2 separate regions of the Mus musculus genome follow, and region 1 is linked to region 2. The links are chromatin contacts, found by Hi-C or POLR2A ChIA-PET in ENCODE. All regions are on one chromosome and are shown on one strand. The core of a region is the stretch at or near the end of the contact, and the rest is flanking DNA. Distances in the headings are between cores, read along the strand shown. Region 1 holds the start of Cacnb4 (calcium channel, voltage-dependent, beta 4 subunit). Region 2 overlaps Cacnb4 (calcium channel, voltage-dependent, beta 4 subunit).

Evidence for each region. Hi-C counts contacts between places; a loop is a spot of excess contacts on that map. ChIA-PET counts read pairs that join two places held with the same protein, here RNA polymerase II (POLR2A).
Region 1: POLR2A ChIA-PET joins it to region 2 with 21 read pairs in Patski. The contact joins the promoter of Cacnb4 here to the enhancer-like site in region 2. A Hi-C loop is called at or near these places in 9 of 37 maps with a recorded cell type or tissue (gastrocnemius, heart and left cerebral cortex). POLR2A ChIA-PET finds 5 or more read pairs at or near these places in 1 of 5 experiments (Patski).

What each region holds. Positions count from the first base shown.
Region 1 is chr2:52,673,030-52,677,977 of GRCm38, reverse strand. It overlaps Cacnb4 (calcium channel, voltage-dependent, beta 4 subunit), which reads left to right and starts at 1,369. Exons shown (of 14, transcript NM_001037099.2): 1 at 1,369-1,707; 2 at 2,167-2,250. The coding sequence starts at 1,648. It overlaps Gm46740 (a long non-coding RNA gene), which reads right to left and starts at 1,197. Exons shown (of 2, transcript XR_001783304.2): 1 at 684-1,197.
Region 2 is chr2:52,621,835-52,627,286 of GRCm38, reverse strand. The region is part of intron 2 of Cacnb4 (calcium channel, voltage-dependent, beta 4 subunit); the gene reads left to right. Among named protein-coding and RNA genes, the nearest start is that of Cacnb4, 52 kb to the left of the region's middle. Within about 2 kb of position 3,651, at least 1 of the 3 ENCODE cell types and tissues checked has a DNase peak (open chromatin) inside an H3K27ac peak, as active enhancers do; it is heart, where a contact is called at or near this core.

The sequences.
Region 1 (4,948 bases), core at 120-2,619, 53 kb before region 2:
GAAGAGTGAGCTGAGCAGGGTTGCAGAACTCTGGGTGGTGTCTAGATAGTGTGGAGGGCAGATGCCAAGGACATACTTCAGAGCTCTGATGCTGAAGTGGAGTGCAAGTCAGGGACGAGCAGTAAATGGGCCTGCCTGCTCTCTGGCTTTGCAAAGAGAAATCAATTTGGAGGGAGGAGTTTTGGAGTGTGGGTATGTCCAAAGCAAGCAGGAAGCCTAGTTTGCAGATCACAGACTTTGGGCTTTACCTCAGAAAACAGTAAATTGAGGAAAGTGGTTTTGGAGAAATGGCTTTGCCTGAGTGTAGATGGACTGTGCTTGGTGTGTGTGTGTGTGTGTGTGTGTGTGTGTGTGTGTGTGTGTGTGTTCGTGTGCGCGTGTGTGCATGTGTGCGTGTGCGTGTGTGTGTGTGTGTGTGTGTGTGTGTTTGTGCGCACAGGGAGCTTGGAGGCAAGACTAGTTTTAGGACCCAAGTTTAGATGAAGTGAAGATGTGGGTCTGTAAAGAAAGTGTGTAATGGATGGGAAAATAAACGTGACACTTGTTTTTATAAGTGAAACACTAGATTGCAGGGTGAGGGGGGCTGATTTAGTGGCTTTATGTCTACTTCTATTTTTACTATGCATCTCTGCGGCTGTAACTATAGTTAGGATTTATTTTCTTGAATTCACATATTTGCCCACCTCTTTTGATTACTTCAAATTTCTTCCTTCTAGGATCCTCTTGCTTTGAACTTGATCTCAAACACAGCATGTGTTTGCAGCCGGAAAAGCTAGGTTGAGTTTCTTCTCCTGGAAACAGCTATACCGAATTGGAGGCACGTGGCCAACTCCTGCTTTTTAGCAGGTTTGACGTGACCTTCAAAACTCCTTAGGACATGCTGGTCTCCGGTGGTGGGGCTGCATCTCCAGTCAGACTCTGACTGACAGGCTCTCCCACGCCTGCCTAGGTGTGTATAACTTGCATCTCTGAGAGTAGAGTTGCTCAAACAATAACAATAACAAACAAAAACAAAAAAACCACTAATAAAAAGCAAACACACACACACACACACCCTGTGCCTTACCATCCCTGTGTGGGATGATGAGGAAAGTCAAGGAAGGAGGAGTCAGTCCTGTCCTTTTCAAATTGGAGTTCTGGGACACACACACACACACACACACACACACACACACACACACACACACACACACACACACGCACGCACGTTCCGCTCTGCCCACTCCCTGCAACACTGCACCAGCTTCCCTCCCTAAGTCCTGATTCATGAACCGTGCCACCTTTGTCTCATTTTAAACTGTGCAGACTATTTTAATCCTCCCACCCCCAGCTCAGATTTTCCCCTCCCTCCATCCTCTGGAAAGCTGCGCTGTAAAGCGCTCGCGGGGTGGGAGAGCACTTCTCCCCGAGGCTCGGGAAGGCGACAACCGAGAAGCCCCCTCTCCTGGACCTCCAGGAGGGCGCGGGGGGGGGGAGGGAAGCGCTTCGGCCCCTTTAAGGTGCGGCGCTCGGCGAAGTGCGGGCAGGCGGCCCGCGAGCCGGCGCGGGGCCAGGAGCCGGGTAGGGAAGTCCTGCCTCCCCCTCCACCCGCACCGGCCCGCGCCCTCCGCCCACCGCGCTGCGAGGGCCATGCGGCGCCTCTGAACCATGTCGTCCTCGTACGGCAAGAACGGGGCGGCGGACGGGCCGCACTCCCCCAGCTCACAGGTACCGCCCCCTCCTCCACCCGCGCCGCCCCGCGCCCCGCCTTGGTGCCGCGAGTGCGGGGCGCTGGTCCTGAGCCGCCGCTCCCTCCTCCGCGCCTCCCGCCCGCCCGCCTGCCCGCTCCTCCCCCTCCTCCTCCCCTCCTCCTAGCCCTGCTCCGGGGCTCAGCGCTCCGGCTTCAGTGTCCGCAGCCTCCTGTCGCCGATGCCGGGGATTCAGACCCCGCACACGCGACGTTTTGTTAATGGATGTGGTGGGTGCTCGGGACCACCCAGCTCGGGGTGAGGGATGGGGGTGGGGGCGCTGGGAGGCGCCGGGGAGACTAGGGTTCGGGGCTCGGGGCGAGAGGGGGGGGGGTCCCCAGGGCGCGGTTCCCAAGGAGGACTCCAGCCCCGGGTGACCGCTCGGCTCAGCGCTGCGGTCCTCACTGGCTTCTTTGTGGCCCCGGTGTGTCGAGTTCAGGTGGCCCGAGGCACCACGACCCGGAGGAGCAGGTTGAAAAGATCGGATGGCAGCACCACTTCTACCAGCTTCATCCTCAGACAGGTAGGAGGTTCGGGCGCCCGGAGCCCGCACCCAGCGCGGTCCCTCGCCCCCGAGCGCGAGTCCGGTCTGCGCCGCTCGGGGCTCGGTCCTTGTCCCTCTGCTTCATGCTGCCCTGTCCTGGGGTCCAGCCGCCCCTACCTCTGCTTCCAACTCCATCCCTCTGCTGGTACCCTGGCTACCTAGTGTTGGCATCCCTACATCTCTCTGTCGCTCCGAGAAGTTAGTTTGTATTTTGTGTACTTGCGTTGGAGAGGAAAAGGGACATTGGCCGGGGACACTGAATTTAAGAGCTAGAAAGTATTCCTGGCCCACCTTCGTTGCACAGAGGGACCTTGAGAGACCTGATTTGATGCGCTGTGAGAGTTTGAGGGTTTCTCCAATCTTTGTCCTATTTTTGAATACTTTGCACATTTTTGAGCGAGTTCTCTGAGTTCTGGCCAAAAGAAAGACACTTAGAAAAGTTTAGTCTCATCTTGGCACTGCTTCATCGATTTCGCGTAATCACGGACTGACAGGGACAGCGGTCTAGTGAGACCTAAATAAGACAGCGCGGGCGCAGTTCCCAGGGTCTGGCTGAACCTCGCGCTGGCTTTCCCGTGTTTTCCTCGTGGCCAGAGGCAAGTAGTTCGAACCGCAGGTCGCTAGCAATGCTCAGTTCTCTGGTGTCTGTCACTTTGAGGAAGGAAATCGACCCTCTGATTTTGCACTACCCAGTGCTGCCAATAAAACCTCCGGAGCCGCAGGATGCCGGAGAAGGAATGCACAAGTGGCTCACCTTGATCTTTCTCTGGAGTGTGTTTTTCCCAGGTGACTTAGGCAGACTTTGGTCACTGCCCCAAGACGCTTTTATCCCAGGTTCTGCCCTGGACTGCTGGAGCGACCTTGAGAAATACTTTTCTCTCTAGGTCACCCAGAACGTGGTGTCCTGAGATTCTAACTTACTATGGCAGCCGCGGTGGTTTTTTTTTTTTTTTTTTTTTTTTGATAATTAGTTTAAACATATTTTCAAAGTAGAACATGATTTAGACTCAAAATTGGACTCTGACAGCGCTTAAAAGGTCTATAAAGCATATTTGGGTAATATTTCTACGAACATTTGTACTTTCTGCAGAAACAGAAATTATGGCTATCATTCTGTAACTCAGTGTGGTGTGCTCCAGGCATGAACAGTATTTAAACACATTTGATTCTGCATTCATTTTGAAAGAACATTGTACCCTCTTTGCAGAGCTAGGGTTATTTGTGAATTTGATTAGGGGAAGCCACTGCTCAGCTTAAAATATTTTTTGAGTTATGCAACCCTGAGTTCTTTATGTTTATTTTGTAGATGCTTATTTTTGGTAGTGCTTTCTTATTGCAGATTCTTGGAACTACTAATTATACAGTAGTGTGTTCTGTGAGATTTTTGACTAATACTTTTGAATTCACTGCACTACTTTACACTCTGAGCCCAAACAAAACAATATCCTTTCTGATATTTTCCCCAATTTCCTAGTCATTCAATGATTGAAACTACACACACACACACACAAAATGTTGTAGAGTGGGCCGCTGTGTGTAGGCTTAATGGAAAAAAAATATTGCAAAGGTAATTTTAGGAGTTACTTGAACGAGTATGAAGGTTTTGAGAATAAATATAGTTCCTAAATATTTTTGAAAGTGGACATACTGATTTCATAAAATGGTCCAAATTCAGGAATTAATTGTAACAAACAATGTTCTTAATTTTGGTACAGAAACAATATCTGTTTTGGGGGAGAACTTCATAGCACAGTATACTCCTGTACATTATCTAATTTAAATAGCATCATACAGACCTCTTTAAATGAATTATTTATATATACATTAAAGCATAACACCCTTTAATAGAGCTCTTTAAAGGGTGATGGTAATTTATTAATATTTAAATACTTTAAAAATTAAAATTTATCTTAATTGATTAATTGTGGGTGTGTTTGTGGTGGTCAGAGGGCAACTTACAGGGTCAATTCTCTCCTTCTACCTTGTGAGCCGAGGGAACTGAGCTCAAGTGGTCAATTAGCTGGTAGCTAGCACAGTTGCCATCTCTCTGGCTTTTAAATTCTTGATACTAGGAGTGATGGAATTTCCTGGTTTTGTTTCACATTTATTTTGCTTTAACTACAGGAGAAAGTAGAGAGACCAATTGGATCACTCAGTTTTCCATTGCTGAGATAAAATGCTGAGAAAATCAACTTAAAGGAGAAAAGATTTATTTTTGCTTCATGGCTTCTGAGAGTTCAGCCTGTGGTCACTTGACTGCAGAGACCAGTCATAGATGGCGGGGGTGTGGGGTAGGGATGTGGGGGTTGGGGTGTGCTGACCTCATGGCAGCTGAAGCAGAAAGACAGTTCTAGGAACAGAAACCAAAGGCCTGGAGATAAAGTAAGCCCTTCAAGGGCATGACCCCAAAGATCTACTTCCTCCAGCTAGGCCACACCCCTTATAATTTCTACCACCTTCAAAAGCCCCAATCAGCCATGAGTTCATCAATGGATTAATCCACTAACCAGATTAGAGCCCTCATCATCCAAGCTCTTTTGAACATGCTGCTCTGGGAACCAAGCCTTCAACTTATGAATCACTGGGGGATCCTTTATGTTCAAACAATTGCATCCATAAAAATAAAGTTGCTCACTTCTTGGTGCTATCATTTAGTGGAGGAAAACCTTTTATGGAA
Region 2 (5,452 bases), core at 2,402-4,901:
TTGAGATAGCAAATGTATAAAATTTAAACTTTTAAGATACTATATGGGATGTCTTGGTGTTTTTGATGCTTAAAAAAAAAATCCAACTAATTTATTCAGAATAACCTGAAAATGAAGTTCCTCATTTAGCTGGAGTGAAATCTGGGAGACTGGTAAAAACTTTGTAGACGTAGAATGTGGAGTCAGAATTCATGCTCTTTAACACTGAGCACATGTTAATTGTGCTAAGTACAGTTAAGGGGTTTTAATCTGTGCAAACAGAATTTTGACCTAAGTGTGCAAAAGGAACATCTTGTTATAAATGGCATCATTCACATTGCCGTCTTTATCTCAGATTCTTTGGAAAAATAAATGTTATCTGTCTGTGCTCGGGTGCATTGCTGACGCCGTCTTTGACTCCCTTTCTGATGGCTTGTGTGGCTTCTGCTTGTGCACAGGCTCTTGAGGTGTTCCTGCAATCCCACATGCTGTGTTGATCCCGACCCCAATACCCACCCAGCTATGCTCACCGCCATGCTGTTAGTCAGCTTCCTGATACTATTTTTAAAAAACTGCACTTGAGATAATTAACTTCCAACGAGAAAGGATGATTTTGGTTCACAGTTTTGGAAGTTCTAGTCTGTGATAATTGGCCCTACTGCCTGGGGGTTTCAGTAACACAGTTCATCGAGGTAGAAGCCTGTGGTGCTACTGTCCTGCCTGAACCCAGAGCCAAAGAAAAGGAAGAAGGAGTCAGAATTCTAGTGATCTCAAGACCTCTTACTAGATCTCACCTCTGGGGTTTACCACCTCCCAGTAATGCTATACTGAAGACAAAGCCTTCACAGCAGGGGCCTTGGGCAAGTCACAGGTCTAGACAGGAGCATGCTCAGAGCGATCAACCAGGAATCTTTATTAAGAGAACTTTTAAGACTGGGCCTAGTGGAACTCACCTTTTATCCCAGCAGTCAGGAGGCTGAGGCAGGAGGATTGCCAGTTCAAGCACAGTCTGGGATGAAGGGTCTGGTTGGGTTGGGAGCGAGTGTGGGTGGTGTGTGTGTGTGTGTGTGTGTGTGTGTGTGTGTGTGGTCTTCTTCAAGAATCTTAGTGTTATAGCTCCTTTAGGTGAAGGCCTCCTCCAACGATCTTTATGAACCAGCTCTCTGAGACATTCTTAGCCTGTTTGTATTTCTTTATTTGGAGTGAATTTGAGCGCATGTGCTTTATTGAGGTGATCCAAGGATTGTATAATTTTAAGGACAGGCATGAGAATATTTGGTGTGGCAAGGTCATTGACTGAAGGCTAAGGCTACTGAGATGCCTCATTAGCACGAAGAGGCCTTCCAGGTGCTGGGCACGTGACTGCCTGACTGCCTGTGATCACCTAGGTGGGGGTCATAGTTGCATGCCCCAGAACAAACATGAAGACAGGGAAGGAGTTAGCTCTACTCCTGCCGATCGTAAATCTCTGAGATTTCTGAGGTTTGACCATGTTCCACTTTAGCAGTCCCACACCCACTCTTGTGGCACAGTCTACGTGCCCTACAGTCCTTCAAAGATGAAGACAAGAGGATCATAAAAGAGTGCTTACTATTACATAGAGAATGATATAGTGGGAAGTAAGTAATGATATAATAAGTAAGAAAGAGCTATTGTGAGAACAAGAACATCCTAGCATTCCATGTGTATTTTGGCAAGTGAACAGAGCAGAAGTATTTAGTATAACCTATAACCCTAGCACTCAGCAAACTGAAGAAGAAAGACTATTGAGTTTGAGGCTAGCCTAGGCTACATAACAATACAATTTTCTAAAGCAAACATAAAACAAAAACAAAAATTGCAAAGGTTCTCTGCAAAGAGTCAGTGCAGCAAGGGCCATAATAAAATTTGTAGATATCAGAAAGCTATGATTTGTTATTATTGTTATTATTTAAATACAAGGAAATTTGGGAAAACTCTGCTAGTTAAGGTTGATGTCCACTATGACTAGATAGCCTCTGAGTTCAGCGAAATATGAAAGACCCCCTTCATTAGCAGGGCTTCTCCATTTCTGATCTTGTCTGGGGAATTCTAACCCCCATGCATATTCCTCTACCTGAGGAATATCAAGTAGCCTTAGTTTGATTATAGGATCAATGTCCTTTCTCCTGATAAACCTGTTCAGCCAGCACCTAAGATCCCCTGAAATGCTTCCTGATGCTAACGAGGCATTCCAGGTACTCTAAGCCCCTAGCCAATGACCTTTGCCCATCCTGGATGTTCCTACCATCAGCCCTCCAAAACTTTATAAGCCTTCAATCACCCTAAGTAAAGCTGATCTGTCTCTTGACTGCTGGCCCCAGTGTGGTTCCTTCACCAAACATGGCTTCCGACTCCTTCCAACCCCCACGGCTTGATGCCTCTGCTCTCTTTGCCCTTGTGGATTGTATTGGCCAATGATCTACTCGGATGGAGACCCACAGGAAATGAATGTCAGCTTGTAGAGTACTCATATACACAAGGAATGACCTGGATTCTGGACTGGCTATTCTCTTTCTCAGATGCCCATCCAGAGCCAGGTCATTGAGCCAGCAGACTTAGGGAACTGTGGGGAAGTCTTGTTCTCTTTGGTGGAGACATCCAGTCCTGGGAAGGGAGTTTCTTTTCTGCTCAGAGAATGCCCTAGGTTGGAGTCATCTCTCTGAGCTCACTGTTGTTTACGCCACTAATGTGGGTGACTTTAGCCAAGCCTACCACCAGCCCAGTGCTCCCATCTAGGGACACCAATCTCTTACCCTCTCCTGGATCATTCCGTGTGTGTCTTTGAAAGTGACCACATTGATAGTGCAGCCTGCTTCTATTGCCTGGATCTTTTGAGAAGAGAGATTCAAAAAGGAATGAGAGCTGGCCTCTGTGTCTAATGAGCTGTTAAAGAGGTGCCAGGCCACAGGAAAATGGCCAGCTGGATAAGGACGAGCCTTTCTTGGGTCCCTCCAGCTGATCCTTCACACCTCCCCACTTCCATTCCTGAGTCACCTAGGCATTTATCAGCTCTGCTGAGCACACTCATTATCTGCAATCAAACTGCACTGCCGCTTCTGGGCAGCCGTCACTCAAACTGGGGTTTGCCATTAACAGAAGCTAAAAGCAGGGCTCTACGGTCTCAATTAGGCTCCTTAGGCCTAAGGCAAGCTGTGGAGCTTGGGAAGGGTCTGGAGGGCTGTTTGACTGTTCTCCGCAGTGTGTGCACACTCTTGGTATGAGAATTAGCAAGCCGCAGCATCACCAGCAGAGAGCCCCTTGCCTTACAAGGCTTTTTGTTCTATGTTCCGACCACAGTGTCCAGTATCCTGGAAGCTTTGAAGAATTTGGGAACTCTGCCACAAGTAGGATTTATAAAAAACTACCAACCCTCCCACCTCCCACCCCAAAACACAATATGATAGCTAGATCACAGTGGGTTCCAAGCACTTGTTACTTTAGGGGTTCTCGCCTCCTCCCCCCTTTCCTGGCCCAGTGTAAAGGCTGAACAGATTCCCTGGGTGCTGCATTTTGTCCCAACCTCTTTGGGAGGTCACTGCCTTTTGCCTCCAGCTGTTGAAGCCTGGTTCTGTGTCTCCCACAGGCTGGGGCTCCGCCAGCTTCCTGCTGGAGCATTCAGCAGACAGCTTCAGGAATGCAGCCCTGGTGCCGTGTGACTGCAGGGTGACTACCCTGGCTGACTTTCAGCTAACTGGGAGAGAGAATCCCTGGGGGGAAGCACCTCTGGCCTTCTGGCTTTAAGGGAGCCATGGATGCAATGGCCTCTCTCTCCCTCGAGTCCTTAGGAAGAGTGACATCCTAAACACTGAGTCCTCCCTGAGAGGGGATCAGTACCTCTCATCAAATTGTGCATGAAGATCACTGGAGAAGGCCGCTGTCTTTGGTTGTTTGTGGGATGCTTTAAAATGTGTTAGGATGTACTTCTTGGCTTTTTGTTTTTGTTTTTCTTTGCTTCAAAATTCCCCAGGTCAGGATGGAAGATGAATTGAAGGAACTAAGACATAAGTGGAGGCAGTCCCTGCCAGGACCCATAAATGTGTTCCTAGCAGGGACCCCAATCAGGATATCCTCTCACTCCCCGCCCCTCTCTCTCCCCCAGTGTGTGTGTGTGTGTGTGTGTCTGTGTTTAATTCAGTGAGTAAATCAATAGGAAGCAGAATGCCTCATAAGCACATTCTTGAATTATGCAGAAAAGAAGGAGCCTTGTTGTATCGTTAGGTATAATAAGTGTTACTGTAACATCCACCATTAAGCACTCTTCAAGGAAGCAAACAGAGTGTCATTCTTCTTTCCCAAACGGAGACTCTCATGTGATTGAGAAAGTAGCTGAGGAGGCAGTAAACACTTGGGAGCCTTATTACCCAACTACACACACACAGAAAGACACACACACACCATCACCATCATCATCGTCATCATCACCATCATCATCACCACCATCAGTGGCCAGCACACTAAGTATGCAATATGGTGTCAGTGTGCCATCTTGTGGCACTGTTTGTCATAAATGTTTTGGAGATGCAAACACCCAACTAAGGATTCTGGTCTGGTGGCTCTGCCCTCCCAACTCTGTCTGAGAATTTCCATGTGCTAGGCAGTCACTTTACCCCAGAACTACAACCCACCCCTCTCTTAGCTCTTTGGAGACAAGAGCTCACTATGTTGCTTAGGCTGGCCTTGAACTTACCATCTTCTTGCTACCTCCTCTAGGGCATCCTTGCCTTTTTTTTTTTTTTTTTTTTTTTTGTTTTTTTGAGACAGGGTTTCTCTGTGTAGCCCTGGCTGTCCTGGAACTCACTCTGTAGACCAGGCTGGCCTTGAACTCAGAAATCCGCCTGCCTCTGCCTCCCGAGTGCTGGGATTAAAGGCCTGGCTCATCCTTGCCTTTTTGAAGCTGTAGTTCATGGTAGATTCTTTATAGCTCTAAGGTGGTCTGTCCAGTGCACGCTAGCGTGTATTTTGCACTGAGTTCTACCCTGACAGCACCATTGCTCAGACTGGAAACTTTGCTTCTGGAGGTCCATTTCTGCATTGAAACCCGGCCTTCATTAAATTTAATATTTCATTTTCCTGTCAGTATTCATAATGGAAGCCAGGCTTCTTGCCTGTGGTAGGCTACATCCCCAGTCCCTTACAAACATTTTATTGTGGTCAAAAGCATGTGACACAGATGTTACCAGCTTAATCACTGCAGGTGTGTGGCATGGCTGTGTTAACCCCATGTGCGTGGCTGTGCAACACATCTCTGTGCCTTTTCCTTTTAATAAAACTGAAACTCTGTATCTACTGAATGCTTCTTCTCTTCCTTCCCCCAGTTCTTGTCCACCATTGTTCAGTGTTCTACCATCTAGGAATTTGGCTGTAGCAGTTAGGATTTATCTCTGTAGCCGAACTCTGGCCTAGCAGAGACCTGGGCTTGGTCTCCAGTATGGGGGTGGGGACCTGGGGCTAT